Linked DNA regions of Mus musculus: all the other regions are linked to region 1. Evidence: chromatin loops called from intact Hi-C (ENCODE). Cell type or tissue: heart. All regions are shown on one strand. Links, peaks and the distances in the headings refer to the core of each region. The heading gives the core; the rest is flanking DNA.

Region 1 (9,938 bases), core at 597-8,596:
AGCTCCTGCCTCCAGGTTCCTGCCTTGTGTGACTTCCTGTCCTGACTTCCTTTGGTGATGAACAGCAATGTGGAAACGTAAGCTGGATAAATGCAACTTGCTTCTTGGCCATGGTGTTTGTACAAGAATACAAACCCTGACTAAGACAGACTGGGTCTGTACATACCTCTGGCTATCCTGGAACTCACTTTGTAAACCAAGCTAGCTCAGACTCTACTTCCCGAGTGCTGGGGTTTAAGCTGTGTGGTACTATGCTGGCTGTGGGCCTGTGTACTGGGGGCTTTTCACGGAGATCTCTGGCCCAGCTGGGCGCAAGGCTTCAGGCAAAGGGGAGAGAGTGGGAGCAGGGAGAGGGAGTTGTCTCCACTGCCTCCACAGCAGCAGCTGGCTCCACCTCAGTCACCTCAGTTGCTCCAAGACACTGCTGTACCAGTCACCCTGCACTGAGTCAGGCCGGACTAAGCCAATGAGAGGCTGACTAGCCAGAGAGGAGTGTGTGAGTGTGAGTGTGTGTGTGTGTGTGTGTGTGTGTGTGTGTGTGTGTGTGTGGCTTCTGGTGGTGTTTCAGGAGAACAGACCTCTTCCCAAGTGGCAGCTCTTATGACAGAAGCTCTCAGACAATGGAGTAGTTCTCACACACCTTTATTCCTCCTGGATGAGACCCTTAGATACAGTTTTGGGGTGGGTCATGGTCTGAAGGCAGGTACTTCCCATTGGGTTGGTCTGAGAGTTTGGGAATACCTTATCTGCATGTGGGAGGGCTTGGGGTGCTGCCCCTATGTGACTGATGGCCACAGACCTCTCTATGGGGGGACTGTGGGGGACTATGTAGCTATGTGACAGGAGCCAAGGGTCCAGGAGCATGGCAAAGCACCCACGGTCCCTTGCAGGTTACCCACTGAGGGGTCACCTGTGGGGTCACCAGGGTTTTAGCCTGGGCTGGACCAGGGGCTGGGCTGCCTATCACAGTCCACCACTCCACACTTGGCAATATTTTTATTATATTAGTATGTATTATACATATATTATGCTAAATATATATTATATATATTATTTATATTATACATCATGGTAAATATATATAATATAGTAATACTATATTTAATATAGTAATACTATATATATATTTACCATGATATGTAACATAAATAATATTACTATATTACTATTCATATATATGAAGTTACAGAAAAAAAATGAACACAGTGACTCAATTTCTAAATTATGTGGCCTCATTTATACCATGCCATAGACATATTTGATTAACAAGAAAAACATCTATTCAGATTCTCCTTTATATTTTCTAGTGGCTCCTTTGCCTAAGGGAGGAAGACTAAATTTCTTTGTAAGCTGCCAGAGCAGCCTCAGCCTCATTCCTGCCTTAAGATCCTGTAACAGGGTACTTGTAATTGTTCTCCCAAAGTTCTTTCTGCCTGAGCCCCTCCCTTCCTCTGCCTAATAAACACTTCCTGTTCAACCGCTCCAGTGCTGCTTACATAGGCTTCCTACGCCTTCATGGCTAAGGTGATTATGTTCTTAGTATATTATCATTATCTTGTACTGTTTATTTTCGTCTCTCTCTACACTAAATGTTCTGACAGCAAAGACCACTGTCTTAGTTAGGGTTTCCGTTGCTGTGAAGACACACAATTGACCAAAGCAACTCTTAAAAAGGACTACATCCAATTGGGGCTGGCTTATAGGTTTAGTCCATTATCATCAAGGTGGGAAACATGGCAGTGTTCAGGCAGGCACGCTGGTTCTCTGTAGCTTAGAGTTCTACATCTTGTTCTGAAGGCAACAAGGAGATGACTGTCTCCAGGGAGCTAGGAGGAAGATCTCAAAGCCCACCCTCATATTGAGAGACTTCGTCTAACAAGGCCACACCTCCTAGTAGTGCATTCCCTGGGCCAAGCATGTACACACATGAGTTTCTAGAAGCCAAAGCTATTCAAGCCACCACAACCACACTTCATCTTCCCAATTCTACTACTAAACTCAGTGCTTGGCAGAGTCAACATTTCTTGAATAAATATGCAACTTTTATATAAGTACAATCTACTTTACGACATGATTGTCTTGTAAAAGAAATGCCAAACCACATGTGATGCTAAAGACTATTGGTTGTCAATTTGACTACATCTGAAATTAACTTTAAAGCCAAAAAAGTAGCTGGGTACACCTGTGAGGGATTTTCCCCCCTTAATTAAATCACTTAAAGTGGCCGGGCATGGTGGCCCACGCCTTTAAACCCAGCACTTGGGAGGCAGAGGCAGGCAGATTTCTGAGTTCGAGGCCAGCCTGGTCTACAGAGTGAGAGTTCCAGGACACCCAGGGCTACAGAGAAACCCTGTCTCGAAAAACCAAAAAAACAAAAGCAAAACAAATCAAAAAACAAACACACAAAAAACCACATTCCTTTAATCCCAGAACTTGGGAGGCAGAGGCAGGTGGATTTCTGAGTTTGAGGCCAGCCTGGTCTACAGAGTGAGTTCCAGGACAGCCAAAGCTATACAGAGAAACCCTGTCTCGAAACACCCCCCCCCCCAAATCATTTAAAGTGGAAGATCCACTTTTAACCCTGATTTTTTTTGAGGCAGGAAGATCCATCTTTAATATGGGCCACACCTTCTTCTAGCAGCCTTATAAAGGACATGAAAAAAGAATGCTTGCTTGCTCTTGCTCTTCCTAGAAATTACTTCACTGCCATTAGAGCCTACTTCTTCAGGATTCTGCTTATACTGAAAACCATGTGGGACATCCAGCCTTGTGGACTGAACAACTTCTGGCTTCTTGGACCTTTCACTGTTAGTCAGCCATTGTTGGACCACAGCCTATAAGTCGTTCTAATAAATCTCCTACATATAGATTCAGTCTATTGGTTTTGTTTCGCTAGAGAACCCTGGTACACGTAACACTTAAATACATGATGTAAACGTGTAGTGCATCAGTAATTTCACTTACAATGCTATTTGAATAATACACTCAGGTTTGGTGAGCTTGACTGTGCGTGTCTGGTTTATAGGTTAGTTGCAACTGTCATTTATTAGATGTAAGATTTCAGGTAGACACAATTTATAAGCATTACGATTAACAAAATTCTGACACCTTAGCCAGGTATGGTGGTACACCCCTTTAATCCCAGGCAGAAGCAGGTGAATTCTGAGTTCAAGGTCAGTCTGGAGTATTTAGTGAGTTCCAGGACAGCCAGGCTACACACCGGCCAGGAGACCCTATCTTGAAAAACCAAAACATACAACAACAAAAAGCAAACCAAAAACCAAAAAAACAAATCTGGTGGTACCCTTAAAGCGGGAAAATATGCCCCCACACCTAACTGGCACCTTATTGTTTTTATTGTCGTAGAACATAAAGGCGGACCACTGTTTGCCGGCATTAAGTATATTCGCAATGCTGAACCATCATCCATTTCCAAGAAAAACACAACGTTCAAGTCTACTTTTTAAAAAGAAAGTTAAGAACCGCTAAGTCCTTAAGCACTATCGAAAATGATCCTCACACAGGAACCAAACAGGAGGGCAGCCCCGCAAATGCAAGCAAAGTTGCTGGGGGTAGAAAACATTGAAAATCCGTGAAAACAGCGGTGCCACATACGCGTCAATCTGCGAGGGGGGGGGGGGGGAAAGAGCTCTCCACAGCCAAATCACAAGGCAGAAATGGCCTGTTAGGACCGAGCCCTCCTTCCCCGGAAAGCAGCTTGACCGGCAAGGTGAGGGACCCTGGCCTCCCACCCGCGCCCGCGAAGTGTTGGGGTGCAGTGCGGCCAACCCGCAGATCTTAGGCGGGTCAGCTGTGGAAGACGCCGTCCCGGCGCGGAGGCAGGCATGGCTCCGATCGGAGGGCGAGGGCTACTTTATTTATTTTTAAATCACTAGGGGACGCGGCTAGGAGTCCGTGAGACTCTCCGCACAGTCTGAGGCTCCCCGCCCGCCGTGCTCCGGTTCCACCTCGGCCTCATCATGGCTCCGCGCCGCGGGCTCCCCACTTTCTTCCCATTTTTTTATTTCGTGAACTCGTAGCTGAGCCCCAGGCAGGCCACGGCATCCAAACCGCGGCTGGCCTAGCGCCTTTAGTCACCTCGGAGCCATCTTTATCACCTGAAGAGTTTAGCGCCAGGCGCCCTCCTTGCTAGTTTTAAATCTGGCCGGGGCAGTTCCTCTCGGGGCCTGCCCCACCCTCATGGCCAATCAGCAGCGGGCCCGCCATTTTTCAAACGCTTTTCCTGCCGCCAATCAGGGCCGAGCAGTACATTCCTCTCTAGACCGGTTCCAACGGGTCTGGGAGTTAACGACCTGGGAGACCCACCGAACCTGCTAGGCTTAGCCTGGAGGGACGGGCCTGGCCAGACACCCACCAATCGGAAGCCTTCTCCGTGGGGGGGCGGGGACTCTCCGGGTTTGAATAATCCTCCACAGCCAATCAGAGCGGAGGGAGGTGTGGCCCGCGACTGGTCTGGTCAAGTTGCCGTGGCGCGGAGAACTCTGCAAAACAAGAGGCTGGGGATTGCGTTAGCGAGAAACCAGTTCTCGCCGGAGCTTGGGGAAGGAAGTCTCTCTGCGGAGGTCTGAGGGAAGCAGCGCTCGCAGCAGGTAAGGTTCGGCCGGGAGGCCCGGGGCTTGGCGGCCTGGCTCTTAACGCGTAGACGTGGGGGGACGTCTGCCGGGCTTCGGCGTGGCGGCTTCGGCGGCTTTAGAGGGCGGCCGAGTCTTTGGGTGAGGGCCGGGGCCATGGAGGGCGGCCAGAAAGCCCTTGAGCCCGGCCGCGTTTCTTTTTCTTTCTCTCTGTCTCTTTCTTAAAAACTGGATTGGCTGTGGGTCTCGCGGTGGCTTGTGTAAGTGTAAGGCGCGCGGCTTTTCTGTCAGGGAGGGCGCGCGGCCGGCGGCGGCTTTCGGCCTCCGGGCGAGGGGCTGAGGCGCGGGCGGGCGGGCGAGTCGGGCGGGTCGGAGCCGGCTGGGGCTGGGCTGGGCCGGGCCTGGCCGGGGCGCGCGCTCCCGCGCTCGCTCGCGGGGGCGCGCGGGGTTTAGGCGGGAAGCGGAGCGGAATCCCCCCCCTCCCCGCTGTCCCCGCTCCCCTCCCCCACGCTCCTCACTCCTTGCAGCCCCCTCCCCGCGGGTCCCCACCCCGGTCCCCGGTCCGGACACGGCTTTCTCCTCGGCAGGTAGACAGACGCCGCGCCGTCGTCATGGGCAAGGGTGACCCCAACAAGCCGCGGGGCAAAATGTCCTCGTACGCCTTCTTCGTGCAGACCTGCCGCGAGGAGCACAAGAAGAAGCATCCCGACTCGTCGGTGAACTTCGCCGAGTTCTCCAAGAAATGCTCCGAGAGATGGAAGGTGAGGGAGGGAGGGCGGGCGGCGCGCGTGCCCGGCTGCAGGCCGTTTCCGGGCTGCTTTTGGCGGGTCCCCGCGGGCGGGGGCGGGTCGGATGGGGGGGGGGGACGACAGGGACCAGGGAGCGCGCGAGCTTTTGCCACCCTGGGGACCCGAGGGTTTTAAAGGTTGGTCTCCAAGCCGAGGGCGCCCTTAATGCAAATGCCTCAGAGTTTACAGATTGACTCGACTTATTTGTTTATCCACTTTCTTTATTACTCGGACAGCTAGGAGCTTTGAAGTCCTTGCCGATTGACTCGTTTTTTCTGCCCCATAGACCATGTCTGCAAAGGAAAAGTCCAAGTTTGAAGATTTGGCCAAGAGCGACAAAGCTCGTTATGACAGGGAGATGAAGAACTATGTTCCTCCCAAAGGGGATAAGAAAGGAAAGAAAAAAGACCCCAATGCTCCGAAGAGACCACCGTAAGTTGATCTGAGAACTAACGAACCCATCGCCCCCCCAGCCCCCATCGTCCTCTATTTGTTAACTCTTGCTTCCTTGCAGGTCTGCCTTCTTCCTGTTTTGCTCTGAAAATCGCCCAAAGATCAAAATTGAACACCCAGGCCTGTCTATTGGAGATACTGCGAAGAAACTGGGTGAGATGTGGTCTGAGCAATCTGCCAAAGATAAACAACCGTATGAGCAGAAAGCAGCTAAACTAAAGGAGAAGTATGAAAAGGTACGGTGCCTTTTAAATAATAACTGATATTTCTATATGATATATGTCAGCTGTAGGAACTTGGGATATTTGTTAACCACTGCCTGTCAGTTTTTGGAAACCCCAGATGAAAGTTGAGCAGTACAGACAAGTTCACCTTGTGATACTGTGTTTTGTGGCCCTTGCAAATTTCCTGCCTGTACACTCGTGGTAGTTGTGTAAATCTATTTTAGAGGGTAGAGTGCCAGCTATGTTTTTAGGTAGTTTGTATATTAAATATAAATATAAGGTGCGAAAGGGGTTGACATTGATAGTAAAAGTGCAGTAACTGATCTCAGGGAGCTCTCATTAGTTACCTGATGTGCTTTCTCAAGCATGGAGGGAACAATTGCTCTCAAACCTGGAGTGGTTTGAATACCAGCTAATAAGGGTTTTGGTCGATGTTAAATTGTTTACAATTAAGTGGTTTTTCACACTTGAGTAGTGGTATCGGATGCTGATCTTACTTTGACAATGTTTCAGGATATTGCTGCATACCGTGCCAAGGGCAAAAGTGAAGCAGGAAAGAAGGGTCCTGGTAGGCCAACAGGCTCAAAGAAGAAGAACGAACCAGAAGATGAGGAGGAGGAAGAAGAGGAGGAAGAGGAGGAAGATGACGAGGAAGAAGAGGAGGATGAAGAATAAGTGGCTGTCCTAAAGTGTGGAGTATATTTGCTCAGGCAATTATTTTGCTAAGAATGTGAAATTCAAGTGCAGCTCAACATTAGCTTCAGTATAAAAACTGTACAGATTTTTGTATAGCTGATGAGATTCTTTGTAGAGAAAATACTTTTTAAGAAGAGTTTGTAGCTTTTTCAGGGGCTACAACTACAGTTAGATTTAAAGCTTTTGATGTTGAATGTTTCTAAATATTTAATGGTTTCTTTAATTTCTTATGCTAGCAAAAAAAAAACTTCATAGGAATTTGTATTACCAGTAAAAATTTTTTTTAGGATGTTGCATTTTTTTGTTTTTTTTTAAATTTGTAATAAAATAATGTATATTAATTTGCATTGTGTTTGTATTAATTTTTCCTTAAACAGATACAGGCATGTTAGTCTTTTTACACAGTTAAGTTTTGTGTTAACCATTTACTAATTTGCTTCTCTGATTTTTGTGGTTAGAAGGGCCAATTTCTTTTAATGACCACAAGCTAACATATTAGCAACAGGTTAAAGCGTTAAGGACATACTGCCTTGATTTCCAGAGCAAATAGACTTAAAAAAACTTTAAAAGTTCTGTGATTGTACAAATAGTAAGTCTAAAAGATTATCCACTCAAATTTGGAGTCGGGGTATGATCTTTTAAATTTTTAGGCTTTGGGTAGTTTAGTATACTAAAATATTTTGGATAATGTACTAGATACCCAGGTGTGGGGATTTAATTATTTTGATTCACTTTTTTATCAGTATGGATGTGAGATATGGACAGGTCTTAGCTTATAAGTCTTAGCTTGTACCAAAATTGGAAGTTACGAGATGAGGTGAGTTAAATGTGTTGGGAAACTTGTGTAGATGTTGAAAGTAGTTATACCAGGCTGGGTGTGGTGGCAGGTACATGCAATCCCAGAGTGGAAGGTAGAGAGAGGGCAGGAGGGTTGGAGTTAGGACACCACCACCAAAGTACATGCTTCAATGGTATTTAAAATGTTAAGGAAATTATATATATATATCAGATAGTTACATCCCTTTTCAACTTTGGATTTTTCAAAACTACTAACAAATCAAGAATGAGCATAATCATATATTTATGACATAAGTATTACACAAATGAATTCTTAGAGCACTGACTTTGTTAAATGTCTGCATCTTCTCATGTTGAATAGGTTGTAATTTAACTAGTTCCCTAAAAATCTCAACAGATTTCCTGAGGCCAGCCTGTCTACAGAGTTCTAAGATGGCCAAGGCTACACAGAAGTTCTTGGCATCACTGTCTTTCTTGATAGCAGCCTACCCAACTTTTAAGAATATTCCTGTGACTATTTATATGTGAAAAAAGTCCTAGAAGGAATAACAGCTAAAAGGTATAGATAATACAGAATTTGCTACTTAGAATAATCTAAACCTTTATTTTTATTTAAATTTTATTTTATTTATTTATTTTGAGATGGTTTCTCTGTATAGCCCTGGCTGTCCTAGATCAGGCTGGCCTCGAACTCAGTTATCCGCCTGCCTCTGCCTCCCAAGTGCTGGGTTTAAAGGCGTGCACCACCACTGCCTGGCTTAAACCTTTACTTTTTGTTTCTGACAATGCTGGAGATAGAACCCAGAGCCTTATGCATGCCAGGCAAGTGCTGTACCTCTGAGCTCACTTGAATGCCTTTGCTATTTTCTCCCAAACCTGTACTTGAAGTTTGTTAGAAAGCTACACTAAGTAATAGTATATAGTCTACACTAACCATACTAGCAGTTTTGTAGTTCCCATTTGATCGAAGTAATGGTTTTCAAATTTCAGTCTTTGTTATTCTGATGTATATCTCACGTGTATCATATTCTAAAACAATATTTTTTTATACTTAAGGATGTTCTGTTTTGCTTTGATCTTTTTGTCTTGTTCTATGTTTTTATGGAGATAGTTGTATATCAGGAAAACGGCACTTTTTGGGGTTACTTTTTCCTTTGTCTTTTTTTTTTTTTGGTTTTTGTTTTTTTTTTGAGACAGGGTTTCTCTGGCCTGGAGTTCACTTTGTAGACCAGGCTGGCCTTGAACTCAAATCCGCCTGCCTCTGCCTCCTAAGTGCTGGGATTAAAGGCGTGCACCAACACCCCCTGGCTCCTTTGTTTTTAAATGAACAGCTTTATTTGAGTGTAGTTACATGACCCTAGGAAACCTATCTCAGCCAAGACCAATACCAGCTGTCCTTTGTTTTTTTTTTTTAAAGAGAAAAGTGAAGATTGGGGACATTGCACATCAGGTACCTAGTAACACCTGCTGCCCAAGCCTGAGAATCTGAGCTCAGGTCCCAGAATGAACTGAGGGCTTCTGACCTGTTTGTGTATGCTCAGTCACACAAGAGTATCACTATAAGAATAAATACAGCATCTTAAATCTGATTGCCCAGCTGGGTGTGCTGGTGCAGGTCTTAAGTCCTAGGTAGAGGAGAGTGGGTATGGAGTATAGCCTGGACTACATCTAGAAACGCTGTCTTGGGGAAAAAAGGAACAAAAACCTGACTTCCCATGACTTCATGTACCATGAAATGTTTTACAAAACAGTTTTTATTTCTCAGGGAATAACAAAATAAAGGAACTGTTAGGGCATTTTATAAGACTTAGTCTTAAAGGTGAAACAATACTTCTAGAAATGAGCCTGTTTGAGAATAGTTTTCCCTGAGATTCCCAGCGGCAATGCCTTTTTAGAGATTTATTTGTTGGTTGTTAGAGGCACAGGGCACAAGCTAGATGGGAAAGGGCTGGAAGTGATGAGTGGTCAGGGCCTGCACACAATCTTTTTTTTTTTTTTAATTTTTTTTTTTTTTTTTCGAGACAGGGTTTCTCTGTATAGCCCTGGCTGTCCTGGAACTCACTTTGTAGACCAGGCTGGCCTTGAACTCAGAGATCCACCTGCCTCTGCCTCCCGAGTGCTGGGATTAAAGGCGTGCGCCACCACACCGGGCCTACAATCTTTATACTGTTGTGTCTGATTGGCAAAATATTTTATGCGTATTTCAAACAAACATTAAGATAAATGGGAGGGGTACTTATTCTGTCTTGTTGGATAGAAATGATATAAAATTAATAGGTCTCACAAATTTTCAAGTAGAATCAAATCTTAAGTTTATAAAAAACTGAAACCTCATACAATACATTCACATTCTAGGGTCAAAACAAATGTAGATACGGTCTTATCCA
Region 2 (9,938 bases), core at 930-8,929, 180 kb before region 1:
CCCCGCCTCCTTACCCAACTCTTTCCAGATAAAACAAAGTGGACACTAGTGCATATGTGAAGTGTATCTTTTTAATACTCGGCCTTCGGATATAAATATTCCTGGGGGTTATAAAGTTTTATTTCAAAGCAGAAAACAGGGCCGCTAACATTTCTGTCGGGTCGGTTATCTAGTGCTGTCACATTTCAAATGTCATTGTCCCCTAGTCGAAGATGTTTCCACCAGCTTCTTGTTTTTGTGCGCTTCCGTCCTCTAAAACTAAGTGGAATTTAATTAATATTGAAGGTGTAAACATTGTAAGTATTCAATAAACCACTGCGTGTTTTTTTTACAAAAAAAAAAAACCTAATCTTTACATGGGTGATACCTCAAAAGAATTTTGAAAACAAAGCTGTTATACTTGTTTTCATAATATTTAAAATATTCAGAAGTAAACTAAATTATCATAATTGCCTCCAATTTTATTTAAAAAGAGTCAGTGGTTCTCATCCATCACTATGACCTAAGGCTCCCTAGATGAAGGAGCTGTTATTAAAGCAAACTGTCCTGGTGAAAATCCTGACCAAAGGCCTGGGCTGCTCTCCAGTCCTGTCTCTCTTCTTCTTGCCGAAGCTCCCAGGAGAATATCTGGTTGGGAGAAGTGCCTGCGCCTTGTGCAGAAGGTTTAGGTGGCCTTGTTTTATAGGTATCTATCGGAAGCCCTGTGCCTGGTGCTTCGTTTTGTGTTTGGGGAGCATTTTTTTTTCTTTCCTGTGGAGGAGGTGTGAGGAGGATCCAGGGCCTTATTACAGGCATAGGAAATAGTCTGGGGCGTTTAGTTCAAAGTAGAGGGCTTTTATCCAAGTTTTTTTTTTTTTAAGAGAGAGAAAAAAGAGAGAAGGAGGTTTTGCTAGCTGTCCAGATCGGAAGATTCTCACATGAGCAGTGGTGGTGGAGGAGGGGAGTTTTTTTGAAAGAGTCTATGATTAGGTAACAAGGAATTTTACGTCAAGTAAGAAATCGCGAACAAGACCACAGATTTAAAGGGGGGCGAGGGGTTGGGTTAGATTTACAAGGAGCTACAGGGAACTCAATATTAACTGCTCGGTGCCTGAAGTCTTCGAAGCTGCAGCTCTTGCAAGTGGCAACTAACCCCCTGAGTAGCAGCCGCCCAGAACTTCACCCTCTTCCTGGGCTTTGCTGTTCAGGGGTCCTGTACTATCCCAGAAGAAACTTCACCCCTGGCTCTAGAAAGTAAAGAAGCTGAGTGCTATTAGGAACGGGTGGAAAAGTGGAGAAGGCAAACAGTATTTGAAAGCGGCTTGTTTCATGGAGCTCCATGCATAGTAATCTGGTGTTGTAGAGCCTTGCCAAAGGGTTTCCAGCGTTAGCCATCCTTGGGGTGATATTCACACCCTGCTGCGGAGCCCAATCCCTCAAGTGTTCCCAGGGCTCACTCATAGCTTCTCTGACCCGGGTGGTCTGCAGTCAGCCAGCCTGGCCCTTCGTGGGGGGGGGGGGGGGCGGTGTGAGTGGTGTTTCGGACTTCTGCGGATGGCTGACAACAGGAGGGCCAGGGGTTAGAACAACTAGGCCAAAGCGATCTGAACTTTCTCCCCTCAGGTCAGCCGACGCTGGGCCGACCTGGTGGGCTAGGGGCTGTGTTTACAGACACTTGCCTTTGTTTATAGCGGGGGTGGGGAGCAGGGGAGGGTGGTTGCCCAGGTTTTCTGTAGCTCTCTGGATCATTGTCTGTTTGACCAAGCGGGGCTCTCTCCTTTTGCCTGCAGAGAGGCCTTCTGCTTCTTCACTTTTATCAGCTCAGAAGAAAGAGTCTGTGTTTTAGAGGTAGAAGAAAGTATCTAAGAGGGTTCTGGAATAGACAGAGATGAGTTGGGTGACAGACTTAAACGCATCTGTTATCTTCACATGAGCTTGTGTGCCTGCGTGTGCTGTGTCTTCTCTTCTAGGCCTTAATGGAGTCCGGTTTAATCAGCGGTTCTGCTTTATTAAATACTAGAACAAGGGAATCTAAAGACCCTGGTGCACTGTTCCTAGGTGGTCATTTTTCTAATTCTGGCGCGTTTAGCCTGGCGATCCAGGCATCTATCCTTTTTGACTCTCCAGAGCCACTGAGCTACACAGGCCTCTCTCCCTCCGGCCAGTACTAAGCCCTAACGCTGAATACACCCCACCACCCCAACCGTCCAGGAAACCCCAACTGGCTGGAATCCAGGTGAGTTAGGACTAAAGCCAGTAAAAAGCTCCATGTTCCAATGCCTCCGCTGAGCAAACCCGCTAACTGGACTCAGTTCTGAACTAGCTGGACCCTTCAACCTGCAGAACATACAGGCAGTCCTTTCCTCGGTCCCGAATCTAAACTGTCCCAGCATCCCCAGTCGCCTAATGTTGCCTTGTCAAACTCCCATGGAGCGGGCTAGTGGGTTGAGGCGGGATTTGTCCAGTGTGTCTGTGCTTTTTCTCCTCTACACACTTTTTAATTCTTTGTTTAAAGGCGGTGGAGGGGAGCGATTCCACGCTTCTGCTTGTGGGAATGGCTAAAAGGCCTCTGCTTTAATTGCTCCGATAATGTGTCTGCTGCCATTTTGTTAAGAGCAATCACTCCTGCAGTGAATTCACAAGCGTTCTAGACAGGCCGGAGCCGACAAAAAATGTAGGATTTGACGTTAAAAGCTAAATGGGATGCTGGGGCTCAGAAGGTAAATTGATGGCCGATCTGGCTGTCAGGTCTCAGCCCCAGACCTCCACGCAGGACAAAGTCTGATGACCCTGAAGCACCGGCAGGGTTCTCTCTCTCTCTCTCTCTCTCTCTCTCTCTCAGTTTGGGAATGAATCTGAAAACCTCAGAGTGGACTTCAGTATCCTTCTTGCCTGGCTTTTCCAAGACTTTTGCTCCCAGCCACAGACAGCAGCTACTAGACACCATGTCTGAAATGACAGCTAGGTCACTGGGGGATCTTACATGTCTACTAAAACCCGAGACACACGGAGGAAGCAGGGATGTCTGGCTAGTTCGGTTCTAGCATTTTCTTTAAGGGGGAGCAGGTGTCTGAATTTAGATTGTAGAAGGAACTGCCCTGGGGTGTTGATTTCAGCCATGAAAATGGATGCAGCGGTGTCAAGGCCATGCCACTCTCCGTGACCCTTTCGAAATATGCCAGCCTCACTTCCGGGTGGAGTGATGGCCCAATCCGCTTCCCTCACCTGTGGCTCTGCTAGCTGTTGCCCCCATGGCGGCAGAGGATCTCAAAGCTAGTCTCTCCTGGTGTCAAAATATGGGGAGAGGAGCAGGGGGCAATTTCAGATTCCGAAGGAACAGATGTGAGGAATTCAGAGCGATTTCAAATGCAAACCCGCAGGAGCCAAGAGCTTTGGGGCTACTCTACCTCCCACCCACACCCACACCCACACCCGGACTTTGAGGAGAAAACCTGGGTCAGGTGCAAGGGCCTGAATTGCGTTCACAGGGCTTCCAAACAGAGCAAAGGATGCTACAAAAACCCGGCCTTGTATTGAAAGCGCGGGTCCACAAACTATAGGAATCTGCTCCATCAGTCCAGGATCTTTAGCCAATATGTCGTTTCTAAGGTCGTTTGTGCGAGTAGTGGGCTTATCTCCCACCGCCGCCTTTCTTTTCCCTTGCTTCTCCTAGTGTGGGAGCCCTACCTACACACTCCGACTTGGCAGAAGGGTTGGCTGGTGGACGCAAAATAGAGTTTGTTTGAAAAGGAAGTGTGGCTGCATAAACACCATAGACTACTGACTCTGGGCCCTAACCGCTGCCAATCTTGTCACGCATCTTAACCTAGGAGTCTCAAATTCTCTGGCCCAGATATCCGCACGAGAGGAGGGCGCTAATGAGTCCCCGGATTCCACTCTTGTCCCAGCCCTTGGATCTCATGGACAGAAAGAAAATTCCCAAGGAACCGCCCTTAGACTGGGGTTCAGAAACCGGCTGGAGGCCCCAGCAGCCTAAATTGCTCTTGTGGGGATTATTGGGGAGTGTGGAAGAGAACCCTTAGATATTTTTTAACTGTTTAAAAGAGGAAGAAGGGGGCTGTTCCAAAAAAAAGGAAACCAATCCCACGTTTCCGGGGGCCGGACAGTTCTAAGAGCGCCGCCTCGCCACCCAGCCGGTGTGCTTCGAAGCACAGCAACTGTCTGCTCCAGTCACTAGCCTCCTTGAAGTAAAAGGAACGGAGTCCCGGACTCCTGCGCACAATTCTAAACTTCACCCCCCTGGTTCTCACCGGTTGCCCCAAGGTTCTCGCCATTTCACCCTGCCCAAGTCAGTTCTCTTGCAGAAACGAGAGCAACAACCCCATGCATATACATTCCCTCCAAATTTCTCCCGGTATTTGGATCGCTTTGATGATCAGATGGTAGAGCCCTGATTACAAATTTATTCCCTGACTCTCTGTCCGTCTTTATCTCCGCTATTAGGGACATCTGGGAGTGATTAGTGCCGCGCCCGCTCCCGGCCGCGCTTTCCTATCTCGCCGCTGCGAGGCCCAGAGCCTCGCTGACGTCAGGGCAGACGGCTCGGAGCCATCCCAGCAGAGCTAGCTGGGTGTAATCGGCGGCTGCGCGGCCAAGTCCTCCCGGGGCCGGGCAGGCAGCTGGAAAACTCCATCTCCATCCGCCTGCGCGGACGAACATTCTAAATACATATTTTTAGCCCGGGATATTTTTGTTTTGTTTTGTTTTGTTTTGTTTTGTTTTGTTTTCCTTGTTTGGGGTGAGAAGGGGCCAGTTGGCGATGCTTACGTGAAATCTTCCAATCTCTCAGTCGGTCCTGTGCCTTCCTCTTCGAAAAGCCTCCGACTATTGGTCCCTACCGATCAGAGTTCCTTTGCTACCCATGAACCAAGCGCTGCTTCCCTACACCAATAGAGACAGCCTGGGGGCGGGCGCGGGGGTTGGGGGGGGGAGTAACGCCAGTGCAAAACGGGGACCCACGTGGTTACGAGTAGCCCTTATGCGGCCAAACGACTCTCAGGGAACTTTTTAGAGGTAACTAGTGTCCCGCCCACTGCACCCGCCTGTACTACAGTTCTCCGGACCAAAATGATGGAATTTTCCTGCCTAAGGGGACAACTTAGTGATTACAGGACTTCACTTCTCTTGTGACTGCACCTCTGCACCTGCTTTAGAGCCTAATAGATCTAGTGACAGCTGCCCAGCTGGTGACACTTCTTGAGCAGGACAGGCGACTAGCGCGGTAGCTTTGTCCTCTGTTCTGTTGCGGCGTCTCGAGCAGAGAAAGGAGATCTGTGTGTGATACCTAGATGCTCACGCCCTCTGACCCTGACGAGCTGTTGGCTGGCAGGACAGGTGCTGTGATGAACTCAGTATCTGAGCTGTCCAGGATGGAGATTTGTGTTTCCCAGAGAACTAACAAACTTACAAACCCACCCATATTTCATGAAAACCTCCAAAAATTCCGATTGGCCAGGCCAGGGACTTCATTTCAGAGCTTGGAATTCTTAAAACTTCTGCAGAAAATTCTAGAAACACTGCCTGAGGCCACACCAACCACCACAATTGGTACAGAATTTTAGGAATGTTTTTCTTGAGCCACCAAAACTACTGTCTTATGTGGGTAAGGGTGACACTATCAAATATGAAGAAAGAATAGGCCAAGGCCTCCATTTTTAAAGTCTATACCCTTCAAGAGAGAATTGGACATATCCCTGATCAATTTACCTTGATCAAAGATAGATGCCTTGCAGCAGCCTGGGGTTTATTTTCTCATGTACCAAACAGGGCAAACTGCCTGTTCAGTCAGAGGCTACACTGTATTGAGAGATAAAGAAGGTGGCCTTTCTTTGAGGGAATAGACAAATAATGTCAAATTCCATGTAAGGGAACCGAGAATATTAAAACAAGCCCGGGAATCAAGAATTCCCAAGAGTTCTTCACAACCACCCGAAGCAAGTCTACGGAACAAACTCCTCCTGCCTTCTTGTGATCTAGACTAGGAAGGGGCCATTCCCTCTAAGTCAGAGAAAAATGTCACCCTGAGTGTCCCATTTCCATTCATTTCTATCCTCTGCAAATGGGGAAAACAATCAAGTGTATGGTCTGAAGAGCTGATCCTTGGTGATGTCAGGACTCTGGCCTGGCTGAGAAGCAAAGGAAATAAAAGCAGGGAGCCTGGTTGGTTGGTTTGTTTGTTTGTTTTGTTTTGTTTAATAGTGTTGCCAGGTGGGTTCTTCATGGTCTGCCTTAATGTTGGAATCTGGTTAGCTCAGACAATCAATTTCTCAACCAGGTCACTCAAAACCACAAAGATCCACACTATGCTGACCTACAGTATTTTCTTGCTCCGGGTAGAAATTATATGAGAGTGGAGTCAATTTAGATGGTCCACTGGCCCAGGGATTCTCCCTGTATGTCCCCAACCAAAGAAGCTAGATTCGTAGGAAGCTGAGCCTTTCTGATAATGATCATGGAGTAGTAGACAATTCTAGCCTCCAACCAATGCCTCAGTTGCTTTCTTGAGTAGTTTTTGTTTTCCAAAGTGTGTCTGACAGGACCTTGGTAAGAAAGTACAGACTTACCCAGAAACTCTCTATTTAGACTAAGTATCGAAACATGACAATCCCCTTGCCTCTGACTTCCAAATGCTGGGATTAAGGGCACATACCATTATACTCAACTTCAAATAATATTTTTAATACACAACCCATTGGATCCAACTAACCTAATGCTTCTCTTATGACTAAATGGAGTCTTTCAAAATATAATTCCCTTACATAATACCAAGCCATCTTTCAAGCATTGGTGACCAATAACCGAAGTCATGGAGACCTGCAGAAACATATTATTTGTTCCCATGATGTTTGCTGCTCAGCCAGTTAAAAGTCACTTAAAACAAACAATGCACTTACTCAAGGCCAGAGTGTTCAATCTTCATCAAACGTATTGCCTAGAGGAGGCCAGAAAAGATAGTATTCTAACCCAAGATGATGGTAAACCCTCCTTTCTGAAAAGACAGGAATGATGGTCATCCACCGGGGCCTTCTTTTTAAGATAGATTGTTATTGTTGCTTGGCACAGACATTTTTGTCTTTGGGATAAAACAGAAATGCTCTCTCTCTCTCTCTCTCTCTCTCTCTCTCTCTCTCTCTCTCTCTCTCTCTGTGTGTGTGTGTGTGTGTGTGTGTGTCTGTGTCTGTGTGTCTGTGTGTGTGTGTGTCTGTGTGTGTCTGTGTCTGTGTCTCTGTTGCTTGTGGCTTTAGTTTTAAAGAAAAAACCCTGGAAACAAAAATCTAAGTTTGTAGTAGTAGTTGGGAAGGGAAACTAATGCGGTTTTAATGGGGGGTGGAGATGGTCAGACCGCCTGACCATCGCCTTCCCTTGAAAATCTGGTTTTCATATTCTCGCTCAGTAATCACCCAAAGCCATAACTGTCTCTGAAATTATTCATTAAAGTCATTTTCAGGGATTCTCACAGGATGACTCTTACGTTTATGATCTGAGAGCAATGACATCAGCCTCTGTCTTTTTTCCGCTTTTAATTAATGCTCTGGAAAGACAGGGTTGGGGGAGGTTGTGAGCCTGGGGAGGGGGCGGGAGGGGTGGAACTCTTAGGCCTCTCTGCTTTGGCGCGGTCAGCTGAGCGCCGGCGCGCAGACATCCTTTGATTAAGGAGGGTATTTCGAGGAGTGCAGGCTGTGCAGAAGATCACGGCTGTGCCCTGTGGTGCTGTCAGCAGTGACAGATCCCAGATGGGGCCCGCTACTGTATGGCAGATTGAGTTTCTCAACAGAAAACTCACCCTTCCTCCTAAACGTCTTCAAAAACCTTCTCCGGATACTCCATTCATCCAGGTCGTGTCGTCTGAAATAGAAACAGTCCAATCCCAAAGTTGGTTTTGTGTGCGTGTGTGTATGCTGGGTTTATCTCCACCACCATCCCCTCCCTTCCTCTTCTCTCTGCACTGTCTCTCCTTTGTGCATCTTGGACTCCTGAAGGCCACTCAGAGCATAGATGCGGTGAGTGGGGGGGCGGGGGGGAGTGTCCCTGTTTACCAGGCTCAGGGCACCAAGTGGTGGAACCAGCACTGAGGTCCCCCCACATGCACCCGGAAAGCAAGGCAATCCTGTGGGTAGAGAGATGCGGGCTAAGGCAGTGGGTCGCTAGGGGAATTCAAGGTGGACCCAATGAGTCACACACTCTGGAGAGGAAAAGCTGGGGGCGGGGAGGGCGGGAGATAAAGGAAGAAACTGAAGGCGCCTTGTCTCGACTCCAGCCAGCTTAGTTCTTTGGAGAAGCAGTGTGGAGTCCTAAAAAAGGAGGCTGAGTCTTACCGTTGAGGTCGGTGCCGGTAGAGAATGGGAGGGAGTCTGCAGGAGCCAAGCACCCTAAAGAAGAGGAAGAGAGCACGTTGCTGAGATTTGAACAGCGACCTGAGAGGTCAGACTGGACCCAGGCCTCCTCAAGGTGAGAGGGGACGACGGGTGGAAGCCCAAGTTTCTACACAATACTCCCCCAGCAAATCGTATTGTAGAAATAGGAACTTATTGCAAACTGTTCTTTAAAAGTAGTTTCAGAAATGTTCCAAACCTTTGCTCTGCAGAAGCAACGGAGATGGAGATTCTTCCCTTTTCCCGGCCCTTCGGTCCTTCTCCGGAAGAGCTACTCTGGCCAGCTCTGGGCTAGGGGCAGTGGCCGAAGAGAAGGGGAAAGTAAGGTTGAGAGCACTGGATTCGAGCCCAGCAGAGAGCGGTTTCTAGGCCCCACCCACCCTCCCCCCAAGGTTTTCTTAAAAGTGAATCTTGGCGTGGTTTTTGCAGACCAAACATCAGAAACCCGGGAGAGGAATCTAGAGAGTGCATTTTGTTCTGTTTTGCTTTAATAATAAGTAGTGTGCCTTGTTAAACACCCTATTACCCCCGCCCCCTTCTCCCACAACCTCTCTGGAGAAGAGTCTTTCCGGAGCGCCTAGAAACCTAAAAATAACACGCCACGCTGAAGGTCCGGAGAAGCCACCGGCCACCTCTACAGAGTGGGGATGCTGCCCGTGAAAGGTCATCACTTTCTTCACCCCGACAACCTGACAACAAAGCCCAAGCAGTTGATCCTTTCCTTCCTTTGAGCCCAGGATCCAAGCCCGAAATAGATGGGGAGGCCCCAACCCTACAGCCATGAGGAAAAAGTGGTTCCTCGGTGACCACCGTGGCCACCGTGGCCACCGTGACTATCTTTCGAGTTAGAGCCTTTGGTCAAGTCTAGATGTCACACTTTAAATGCCTTCCAATGTTCCCCTTCTCGAGTCTAATTTTTGCAAAGAAATGAGATGGGACCATCAGACTCTGCCTATGTTGCTGCCATCTGGTGTGCGAGCAGTCTCCAGCTTGTGCTCCAGCTTGTGCTGAGAAGCACGGCTGCAGTACCTTAGGGGTAAACCTATGATGCCAACCCCACTCACCTCCGCCAATGTAAGTTCTTCCTCCCCTCCCCTGACAATTCCAGCCTCGATTATCGGGTTAAAAAAAATCGAAAAAACTCTTTATATAAAAACAAAACACGCTGAATTTCAAAACGACCGCTCACCTCCTCTACAAGACAGCTTTTGTTTTCTTTGGCCGTGGTGGATGAAAGGAGTTTATTTTGATTTTGTTTTCTTGTACCCACATGTCTTGTAAAAAGGTTCCTGTGCACGGGCCTGCCTCCCCCACCCCATGACCGCGGGGGCCTTGCTTCCAGACTTCGGTCCCCACCACTTGGGTTTTAAGCCCTCGCCTGGAGCCGAGGTGTAATTGTGACCCGCCCTAGCTCCGATCCTCCCGGGGATGTGGTTGGCCTGGCCAGACTGAGGCCGGGACCTCCCAAGTGGCGGCCTAGGCTCTCGAGAGCTTCGAAGTCCGTGCCTCGCAGCCTCCTCCCCCTTTCTTTCCTCTGCGGACCTTGCTAGCTTTTTCTCTTGGCTC
Region 3 (9,938 bases), core at 556-8,555, 150 kb before region 1:
TGTGTGTTATTTCTAGCACTGTACATTGGGTTGGAAAAAACAACTTCCAACGGTTTTCTCTAAGTTCTACCATTTTAAAAGGAAGCAGGCCAAAAAAAAAAAAAAAAAAAAAAAAGCACACAATAATAACTCTTTTTCTCCTTTTCTTGGTGGTAAGGGTTGACGCCAGGGTCCGGGGCCCTAGATAAAGGTGTCTCTACCATTTTAGCCATAGTTCTGTGAAACTGTTCAATCCACCTGCTTAAAACACAAACTGCTAATTCACGAGCCACTAGACGGTTACCATAAAGATCAGTTACCATTTCTCTATGACTTATTAAACCTTCTTGCTATAATAGTATCGTCGAAGGGGAGGGATCTAGCTTTTCATTTAAATTCCTCATTAGTCTCTTGGAGCAATTAAAGAAAACATTATTCCCTTTACATGCGTGAATTAATAAGGTACCAGGTTGTCCGGTAGAGCGGGGGATTCCTTTAGCCTGATTCCTTGCCACAATGGCAAGTGAGTGGTAAGTAGCCATGGAGATCCTAACCTCGGGATGCCCTTTTTTCTGTCCCCTCTTGGCTCCGCAGAATGGTGTAGAAGTTCTGTGCTCTGTGGCGCTTTACTGACTATAATGCTTTAAGTACCACAGTTAGCTCTGTGGGTGGGTGGGGGTTGAGGGCTGAGGAGGTAGCTCTCCAGCAGCCTGACGTTCCTCGTGCACCGGTCGGGGTCGTTGGATTAAGGGGTCGGTCTGCCAGAGCCGACTTTGTGGGGAGGAGAGAATGAAGAGCGCCCCAGCTGATCCTTGGTCTCCTGGTGGCACTGGGAAGGAGCCAGCCTGCCCTTTACCGCCTCCTCTACCTCCCGCCTTGTGTTCTTCTTTAAAAAGCCAGATGGCGCCATCTCTCAAGTCGTTCAGTAGCGGAGGGCTCCAGGGCTGGCTGGCTTAGAGAGAGCTAGGGGGCGGGTGGACCCTCACGGCTGGGGCGGGAGCTTTCTGCCCGCCTCTGCAGACACCAGTTGGCTTTTCTCTTTTTTCTTCTCCCACACCCCTCGCAAGATGCCGACAAGCCCAAAGGAAAGCGGAGTGTCCTGTGTGCCACATGGAACTCGGGGAAAGGAAATGATTAAAGCCGTGAGGTTTCCTGGCTCTTCGTGGTGTTTACGGTGGGTTTTGATTTGGGAAGAGAGCAGGAGAGGTTATGGCCGGTTGCCATCTGCCAGCGTCCTCAATCTGCCTGGGCTACAGATGACATAGGGGCGGGTGGGCACGTGCGCTCTGTGTGCACATTCCGAGTGTGTGCAGGAGCGTGTCTCGGAGTGTCTTGTGTGGTGGCCTACCTGGCAATACATGCATGGTTAAAAAGAAGAGATCTTCCAGCTTCAAGAGGAGGGGTTTCAGGTTCTTTCAGACATCTGAGGGGCTGCATCTTTCTAAAGTGCACACGTTTCTTTTTCAAACACTATTTAAAAATTTTTGTAATGTTTCCAGTCTTTGCATACTGTAAATGGACAGGAATAGGACAGAAACCCCATCATTAAACACTTACATTGATTTAAATCAAATTCCACTAAGTGAAAATGCTTGTTGAAATTTGGAAAATATTTTTTAATGTAATAATGACATTTGGACATTGCAACTATAGACAATAATCATCAAATCTGAAATTAAGATAAATTTAATAAAAGTGATTTTTAAATGCATTGGAATGTTGTGGGAATAGAGTTGGCGTATGGTCTATAGCTATCTTAGGATTTTAATTTAAATGACAGAAAGACATACACCAACACATAAAGTACTCAGCAACATTAATAAGGACATGTGTTGTTGATTTTTTTAAAAAAAATAATGCTGGTCATATGTTTATATTGCAATGTACACTTTGGAGCAATGTCTTTCTTCCTTTCTTTCTTTTTTAGAGCAGTGGTTTTTAAACCACGGGTTGTCAACTATTTGTTCATCTTGAAACCAATACTGTGGGGGAGAAATAGCTGGTGTCAGAAAGTTTGCAAAAGATCCTGGTGTCTTAACAGCTGCTGGTAGAATGGCTGAGGGCCATAGTGAGTACTTCAGAGGCTTGGTGACTGATGCGAGGGTGAAGACTCTTCCACTGCTTTTACAGCCCCTCTGCTCTGGTGCTGAGAAGCAGGTACTATTCCCATTGCTCAAACCCCAAGGCGCTGATTAAAACACATCTAACACTTTTCTAGGAGTTGCCCTTCTAGACTTGACCTTGGGAATGGCAGCCATCTCCCTGTTGAGAGCATTCCAGATGCTGAGGTTGCCTAGCTGAGCTAACACTCAACTTGGGTGTGGCCTCTGTGTCTCCCTCTTACCCTGCAAATGTATGAAGCAAATGGCTTGAGATTTCTGTACCATTCTGTCAGTCAGGAGGAAAGGAGAGTCCCATATCTTGGTCAAGAGGAACCTGCCCACAAACTCCATTTTAGGTTTCCTAGTGTTCTGACTTGAGGAATATGCGGATTTTCCCCCTGCTACCAATCTAGAAGGCACCACTGCTAATAATCTAGTGTTCCAGAAATGCATTTTCCCTTGTAGCATATGCTTTTAGGCTTTAGAAGGTGCCAGAATCACCTAAATGGCTGGGGACTGGTCAGTGGGCACAATAGATAAAGGAGTTTCCATCTAGTCTAATGATCTCTTCCATCTCTGTGATTTACTTCATGACGTGGCAGGCACACACCCTCCCCACAAACTAAATAAGTGTTATAAACAAAACAACAAAACAAAGACAAAAACAAAACCGCAGTCCTCATTTCTGATCCAGCAGGTCTGAGGCAGAGTTTAAGAACCTGAATTTCTTATAACTTCCCAAGTGATGCGAAGGCTGGTCCAGGGAATAGACTTTCAGAACCATTGCCATATATCCTCTTAAGAAGGTGTGAAATGGAAGGTGATTGACAGGGCAGGGTGAAAGTGTCCCTGAATCCTTCCACACTCACCTCATGCTAAAGCTAACAGCAAGTCTTGCATACTGAAAAACTTCAGTGGAGGGGAGTGATGGCTTACAGAGGGATTTGGGTACAGTAGAATTTTATCACTTTATACATCTAAAGGATCGTGCCAGGAATATAAATCTTCACACATCATAAACTGTTCATTTTTGTCTTGTGTTTAGTCTTGCATATTTTAAAGCCTAGGGGGAGAGTCAAATCAAGATAGTTCAATGAAAACTTAACCAATGGCAATTCTTTTATATAAAGATAATGTTTACCACTGTGCTGCAAAGGGACAGATATACTCTGTATTAAATGGGAGCTGTGGGCTGAACTTGAATGTCACTGACTCTGCCAAGATGGTCCTGGCTCCCAAGGCCTGGCTCCTGTGGCTTCCTAGTGCTGGGCTCTGGCTGCTGAGCCTCAAAGGCAAATGGGGTTGTTGTGAAATGCGCTGTTCTTAATGAAGCTTTTCTTGAACCTGAAGCATGCGAGGCAATTACTCTCAAAGTGAGATGAGAAATTCGTCCGTTGAAAAGTTGTTGACCTTTCCAGGATTACTTTTAAAAGAACCGATTTGTTTTATTTGACACTCTGGGTATTATTTAATAAAACGCAACAGCCTCAAAAATTATCCTGTTTGTTTCATGTTCAGCAGCCTGGACTATCTACACTAAGTCCCTGAAATGAGCATCATTACTGGCGAAATATTGTTGCAAAAATTGGCATGGACTATTTTGAAGTGTCAGACTTCCAGGCGCTATTTCAGAGCTGGCAAGAGTCAAAGGCTTTTTATTGATTTAATGACGTTCCTTTTCCCTTATTGTCCCCATAATCACCTGCTTTATGAACTGTGGTTAGGGTCGATGTTGCAACTGGTAATTTTCTTAGAACCCAAATTCATTTATATATTTTCTGTCTTTTGATTTCCATCATTTCTTGGAATTGTTAGTGGATGGAACAAAAAAGAGAATACATTATAAACAATTCAAACAAACCCAAAACAAAATTCCTTGGACCCTTTACAGATCCCGCACATGCAAATATCTGTGGCTCTGCATTCCAACAGCATCGAGCAGGGAATGCATTCTCCACATTAACCTCTTTCTTCCCCAAGCAGTGCTGGTCTTTAAGCACTGTGTTTTTTATCTAAATCCAGGTTGACATTTTAAATGAATTCACATCAACTCAGCGCAGATGAGGAGGTAGAGAGCGTCTCCTTTTGACCCAGCATTTGTGCAATCCTGGCTGGATTGTTCCCAAGTAGGAGTGCCTACTATTTTAGAATGAACTCTGTAGATAGATTGTATGGCCTGCACAACCACAACCAACCACTGGAAGTGCTAAGTATGCTCTTTCCTTTGTCCTGCTAAGGGAAGAAGCAAACAAAACAAAACAAAACAAAACAAAACAAAACAAACAAACAAAAAATCTGTGATGTACACCTCGGGAATGAACATGATTCTCCTTATAGCAAACTATTTATAGAATAGATATCTTTTGGTTTCAGTCATAAGAACTTCGAACACAGAGCAGCATTTAATTTATGCAGGTACTCAATTCTGAACTTCACCATCAAGACCTGGATGTATATTCCTAAATGATGGAATACTCAATCTATTTTCAACAAGTCATAACTAATACTAGAATCCCTATAGTTATTATATATAAATAAACCTTACTCTGAAGCAGTGGGGATTTTTTCTCATTTCTCCAGAAAGTCAACAAGGCTGTTAAAGAAGACTTCACATTTTCCGACATGTAGTTCAGTGGATGCTTTGTAGGCAACAAGGACTTGGATTGAAATCTCAGCATAATAAAGGAGACAGAGACAGAAAAAGATAAGAACAAGGAACCTGTTGGTGGTGTGGTGGTGCACGTCTTTGATCCCAGCACTTGGGGTGCAAAGGCAGGTGAATCTCTTAGTTTAAGGTCAGCCTTGTCTACAGAGTGAGTTCTGGGACAGCCAGGACTGCTACACAGAAGAAACTCTCTCACAAAGAACAAGAGGAGGAGGAGGAGGAGGAGGAGGAGGAGGAGGAGGAGGAGGAGGAGGAGGAGGAAGAGAAGGAGGAAGAGGAGGAGGAGAGGGAGGAAGGAAGGAAGGAAGGAAGGAAGGAAGGGGAAGGGAGGGAGGGAGGGAGGGAGGGAGGGAGGGAGGGAGGGAGGGGAGGGGAGGGGAGGGGAGGGGAGGGGAGGGAGGAAATTTTTTTGGAAGGAGCAGGACTATGACCTGATTTTTAAAAAATCTTTTATGAACACATACATGAATCTATGAATTGTTGCTCTAATATAGGGGAAAACATGTGTTGCTTTTGGTGCTGATATCTGAGAAAAGATGACAAATATTTTTGTTCAGTTAGGTAACGTCTATCTGAAAAAAAAGATCAACAACGTATTAAAAATAACATTCAGTCTAGGCCAAACCTTCCCGCTTGGGAAAGCCTTTATCAAATGTCTTTACCCTGCTGTTAGTTATTTCATGTTATGTCAGCTCTTTTTTTTTTTTTTTTCATTCCATCATCTCCTTATGTTTTCAGAAGTCCGTGATCCTAGCTCAAGGTGGCATGAGATAGAGTTGGAGAGAGGATGAACACTGCTCTCTTAGAGAACAGGACTCTAAAACACACCCTTTAATGTTATTTGTCACCATTCTTCTCCATGTGCTTTCTACTGAGAGCTTGTCAGACGAAACCATATTGCAAAACTAAATTGTTGACAAAATGCTTGTGATTCCAAAAGGGCCTTGTGATTGAAAGCAGTTGCAGGGCTCCAACGTGAGAATGTCGCTTCCCCTGTCTGTTGGTGTGTTTGTAGGTTCCTACAGGTCACAGGTCTGGACTTCGACTGCCCCCAAACAGCAGTCCCTCCACAGCCAATTCAAGGCAGCTTGGAGCTTGGGTTTTAGAACTCTCTGCTTGCAGATATTTGTTTCCTAAGTTAGCATCCAGGGAAATCCCATGTTCATGCTCTTCCTTGGTCATCTCTAATCCAACTTCTTCCTGCATCCAAATCATGTCCAGGGACAGAGACAAAACAGCTGAGTCGTCCTTGATGCTTCCCCAAATGTGTTGACTGAGGCCAAACTCAGCAAAACCTTCAAGATTCCTAACAAGAGTCTCCTTTCAAGTCATGTGACTTTAGGAGGCACTTTCCATTTGTTCCTGGTCTGCTTAGTCAACATTTAGCCTGCCTTTGAGAATATCAAAATCAGCTCTGCCATTGACCAGAAACAAGGGCATTTCTTCTGAAAAAAGGTAAAAGTAGCCTATATGCCCCAGTACAGGGGAATGCCAGGGCCAAAAAGTGGGAGTGGGTGGGTAGGGGAGTGGGGGGTAGGATATGGGGGACTTTTGGGATAGCATTGGAAATGTAAATGAGGAAAATACCTAATAAAAATATTTAAAAAAAAAAAAAAAGAAAGAAAGAAAGCTGCAGTTGCTTACTTAACCATCTCCCTAACCTGCTTTGCCTTGCTATAGCCAAATGCTATAGATTGGATAATTTATAAAAACTAGGTGTCTTAGTCAGGGTTTCTTCCTGCACAAACATCATGACCAAGAAGCAAATTGGGGAGGAAAAGGTTTATTTGGCTTACACTTCTATGCTGCTGTTCATCACCAAAGGAAGTCAGGACTGGAACTCAAGCAGGTCAGGAAGCAGGAGCTGATGCAGAAGCCATGGAGGGATGTTCATTACTGGCTTGCCTCCCCTGGCTTGCTCAGCCTGCTTTCTTATAGAACCAAGACTACCAGCCCAGAGATGGTCCCACCCACAAGGGGCCTTTCCCCTTTGATCACTAATTGAGAAAATGCCTGACAGTTGGATCTCATGGAGGCATTTCCTCAACTGAAGCTCCTTTCTCTGTGATAACTCCAGCTGTGTCAAGTTGACACAAAACTAGCCAGTACACTAGGAATTTACTTGGTTTATGGTATTGGAGGCTTGGAAGTCCAATATATGATGCTGGTATCCCTATAGTGGTTTTATGTTGGGTCTTCTTATAATAGAAGGCAGAAGAAGGGAAGGGGGCAAACAAGTCCACTAGCTTTATAACTAAGTCACTCCCCAGATTAGAGCATCATTCCATTCATGAAGTCAGAGACATATGACCTATAAAATAACTTTCAAATCCATAAACATGAAAGGACACATTCACAGCACAATAATGGTAACAATTAGAATGCAAAAAATTTAAATATTTCTGTTGTGTGTCAAATTTGATATGTGATAAGAAATTATTTTTAGACATTTAATACATTTGGCATAGCAATTGCTCCTTGGCCAATACAGAATAACCCGGAACTAATAACCCGGAAGCTCACTAAGGAGGGAGAAAAATTGTTTTCTCATATTGACTTTACTTCCTTTGTCACATTTGTGTCCCAATCAAGAAGAAAAGTCTCAAGGAAAACACAGTTCATTGTTATTTAGAATTTCAGAATAGCTAATTCTCAAACCATGTTTTATGATCATTTCCAAGGGCTTTTACTGTTTAGCTTCATCTTGTTTAAAGATGTTCGAACTGTGTTGAGATTCATATCAACAACCAGAAAGTAATATCACGGTTCTGGTTGCCATTATCTTGCTGAGACATGCTAGAACTAGACTGCTTGTGTTAAAATTTAATGGACTAGAGAAGAGAAGTTTTCAAAAAAAATCTTAATGATGGAGGATTTGACTCTTCAGACATCTGGCAGATGTCTTCTTTTCTAAATTCAGAACATCTGATAAATCATGATTTCCTCAATTAGTGCCCTCAGCTTTGACTGCACGTTAGGATATCTCTAGGCTCTTTTTTAAAGAGGGGTGAGGGTTCAGTCCAGTGGTAGAGAACATTCCTGGCATGCACACAGCCCTGGGTTTGAGCCCAGCAAGGCAAAAATAATCAGACAAATTGAGTTGTTTATCACGGCACTGGCAAGTAACCTCAGATCTAGGAAGTCAAGGTAAAAGGAGAGAGAGTTGAGTCAGCCTGGGATGCACAGCAAGTCCCTGCCTCAAAAACAAAACAAAACAACCAACCAAACAAACAAACAAACAAAGAAACAAACACAAAACAAAAAACTCAAAAGCACACCAAAGGAGGAAAAGTGGCAGGAAGCCTTGATTCCTTGCTAATTAAAGCAAAATCTCTCTGGCTTGGGCTCCAGATGTCATTGTTGTTATTTCTAAGTGCCCCCAAGTGATTCAAATATGCAGCCAGGCTGACAGTCACTAAGCTACATGAAAATGCCATCTTTTAGAAGAGAGAGGAAGTGATGAGGAGGGTTAACACCCTGCTTCTAACTCTGGCCAACTAAGAGGCTTTGAATGGAAAAATCAGAAGTGACAGGAACCTGGACAAGGGCCACCTGGCCATCAGAAAGTTCCAGAGGGATGTCGTCACTACCAGACACACTGTTAGCCGGAGCTTAAGAAAACTTCAGGAAACCATAAAAACCTGACTTTCACACCCTTCTCTGGCATTCCAAAAAGACAAGGAGACATTCTGCCAAATAAAATTCGGATGCTACCACTTCGAATGGCAAAAAGCGAAGCACTGGGGTGGGGGAACCTCTAAAGAAGTAGCCAAAAAGATTAGTGTCTTCCGTCAGGAAACAGTCCACTGAGCTAAGATATATTGGAACATGTTGTGTCTCAAGCACGAAAGGCAATCTGGGGTCAGGGGAGCATGAGCTCAGACCAGATTTGCCTGGAATATGTGAGAAAAGACACAGAAAGCCTATGTTCATAAGGCAGATACATCCACATAGCTCTGTGGACACGATGGCTACTGTTGAAGAGACAAGATGAGCACCCCAGGATGCAGCTGCTCTGCAGACCAGGCAAGTGGTGGTTAGGCAAAACCTGGTCAGGAACTGAGGAGGAGCATTCTGAGCCAATGGCAGCTGTCCTAAATAAGTCCAAACACTGGTCTGGAAATAACAAACCATAGTGCTAATAGAATGTGCAGACAAAATCACTTTACTCTTTGGAAAAAAAAAAAAACAAAAACGGAGATAGGTTACCAGACTCTGCCCCACATCTTTGTTTTTTAAGGGCAAAGTAGGAAAATTCTTAGAACTGTAGACTTGAAGGTTAGCTATTCAAAAGTTCCAGGATTTACTTTAAAATGCCATTTGAATTCAAGATTTGATAATTAAATCATAACTAGGACATAGTTCATGAACAGAGTACAGGCAAGTCATAAAATTTTAAATCGGCTTATTTAAATTCAGTAGTTCATAAGCTTTAAGATGCAGATGAAAGCAAAACGACCTTTTGAAGTTGTTAGCTAAAGTACCAAGCCACCCCTGGATCCAGCAGCAGCCCAAGCGCCAAACCCCAACCCTTTCTGAGCACCAACACAAAGCTGTAAGTGAAAAACTGCATTTGAACTCCTTAGATGAAGGACAGCAAGTCAAATGTGGACACACTAAATATGGCCAATAATATTACCTCCAGGCTCTATGTATTTATGCGTAATATGTGTGTGTGTGTGTGTGTGTGTGTGTGTGTATGTGTATGTGTATATACATATATTTGTGTATATGTATATAACACAAATGAGGACTGTGTTCAGATTTGGTCCTGTCTACAAGATACCTCGATATGCATATGCAAATATTTCAAAAATCCAAAACAAATATGTAGTTGGAAACACTTCTAATCCCAAGAAATCTGCATAACACATATATCTCCATTAATTTGCTCACAGGTCTACAACTATGGGCCAGCCTGGTTGGTTTTTCTCTTGACTTTTTCTGGAACCTACCTTCCTTCTTTCCTTCCTTCCTTCCTTCCTTCCTTCCTTCCTTCCTTTCTTTCCTTCCTTTCTCTTTCTTTCTTCTTCTATTTTTGCTTTAATTTTTATATTTTTTATTGGTTACTTTATTTATTTACATTTTAAATGTTGTCCCTCTTCCTGGTTTCTCCTCTGCAAATCCCCTATCCTTTCTCCCTTCCCCTTGCCTCTATGAGAGTGCTCCCCCACCCACCCACTCCTACCTCA

What was found. A loop is a pair of places that touch in the nucleus more often than their neighbours do. Peaks named below come from ENCODE experiments on the same cell type or tissue, not always from the same donor. Only the 100,000 strongest peaks of a DNase experiment are listed, where the experiment ranks them.
Region 2: a loop joins it to region 1, with 2.4 times the contacts of the local background. A loop is called at or near these places in 3 of 42 quality-filtered maps.
Region 3: a loop joins it to region 1, with 3 times the contacts of the local background. A loop is called at or near these places in 2 of 42 quality-filtered maps.

What each region holds. Positions count from the first base shown.
Region 1 is chr8:57,507,396-57,517,333 of GRCm38, forward strand. It overlaps Hmgb2 (high mobility group box 2), which reads left to right and starts at 4,448. Exons shown (of 5, transcript NM_008252.3): 1 at 4,448-4,610; 2 at 5,180-5,353; 3 at 5,667-5,812; 4 at 5,895-6,069; 5 at 6,571-8,604. The coding sequence starts at 5,204. The coding sequence ends at 6,732. It overlaps 2500002B13Rik (RIKEN cDNA 2500002B13 gene), which reads left to right. Exons shown (of 4, transcript NR_126553.1): 4 at 2,693-2,867. In heart, for the core only: a CTCF peak has its summit at 4,254; DNase peaks (open chromatin) are centred at 4,356, 5,276 and 5,326; H3K4me3 peaks cover 3,616 bases; H3K27ac peaks cover 3,330 bases.
Region 2 is chr8:57,324,186-57,334,123 of GRCm38, forward strand. Gm34030 (a long non-coding RNA gene) reads right to left here. Exons shown (of 4, transcript XR_378998.4): 2 at 8,572-8,663; 3 at 8,316-8,369; 4 at 7,506-7,845. Hdnr (Hand2 downstream lncRNA) reads left to right here and starts at 8,250. Exons shown (of 3, transcript NR_131041.1): 1 at 8,250-8,448. It overlaps Hand2 (heart and neural crest derivatives expressed 2), which reads left to right. Exons shown (of 2, transcript NM_010402.4): 2 at 1-332. RefSeq lists an enhancer at 8,943-9,938. In heart, for the core only: CTCF peaks have their summits at 3,829 and 4,463; DNase peaks (open chromatin) are centred at 4,036, 4,566, 4,866, 8,196 and 2 weaker places; H3K4me3 peaks cover 7,125 bases; H3K27ac peaks cover 8,000 bases.
Region 3 is chr8:57,352,893-57,362,830 of GRCm38, forward strand. It overlaps Hdnr (Hand2 downstream lncRNA), which reads left to right. Exons shown (of 3, transcript NR_131041.1): 3 at 1,047-1,688. Among named protein-coding and RNA genes, the nearest start is that of Gm34030, 23 kb to the left of the region's middle. In heart, for the core only: CTCF peaks have their summits at 872 and 4,279; DNase peaks (open chromatin) are centred at 909, 7,799 and 8,299; H3K4me3 peaks cover 2,006 bases; H3K27ac peaks cover 1,592 bases.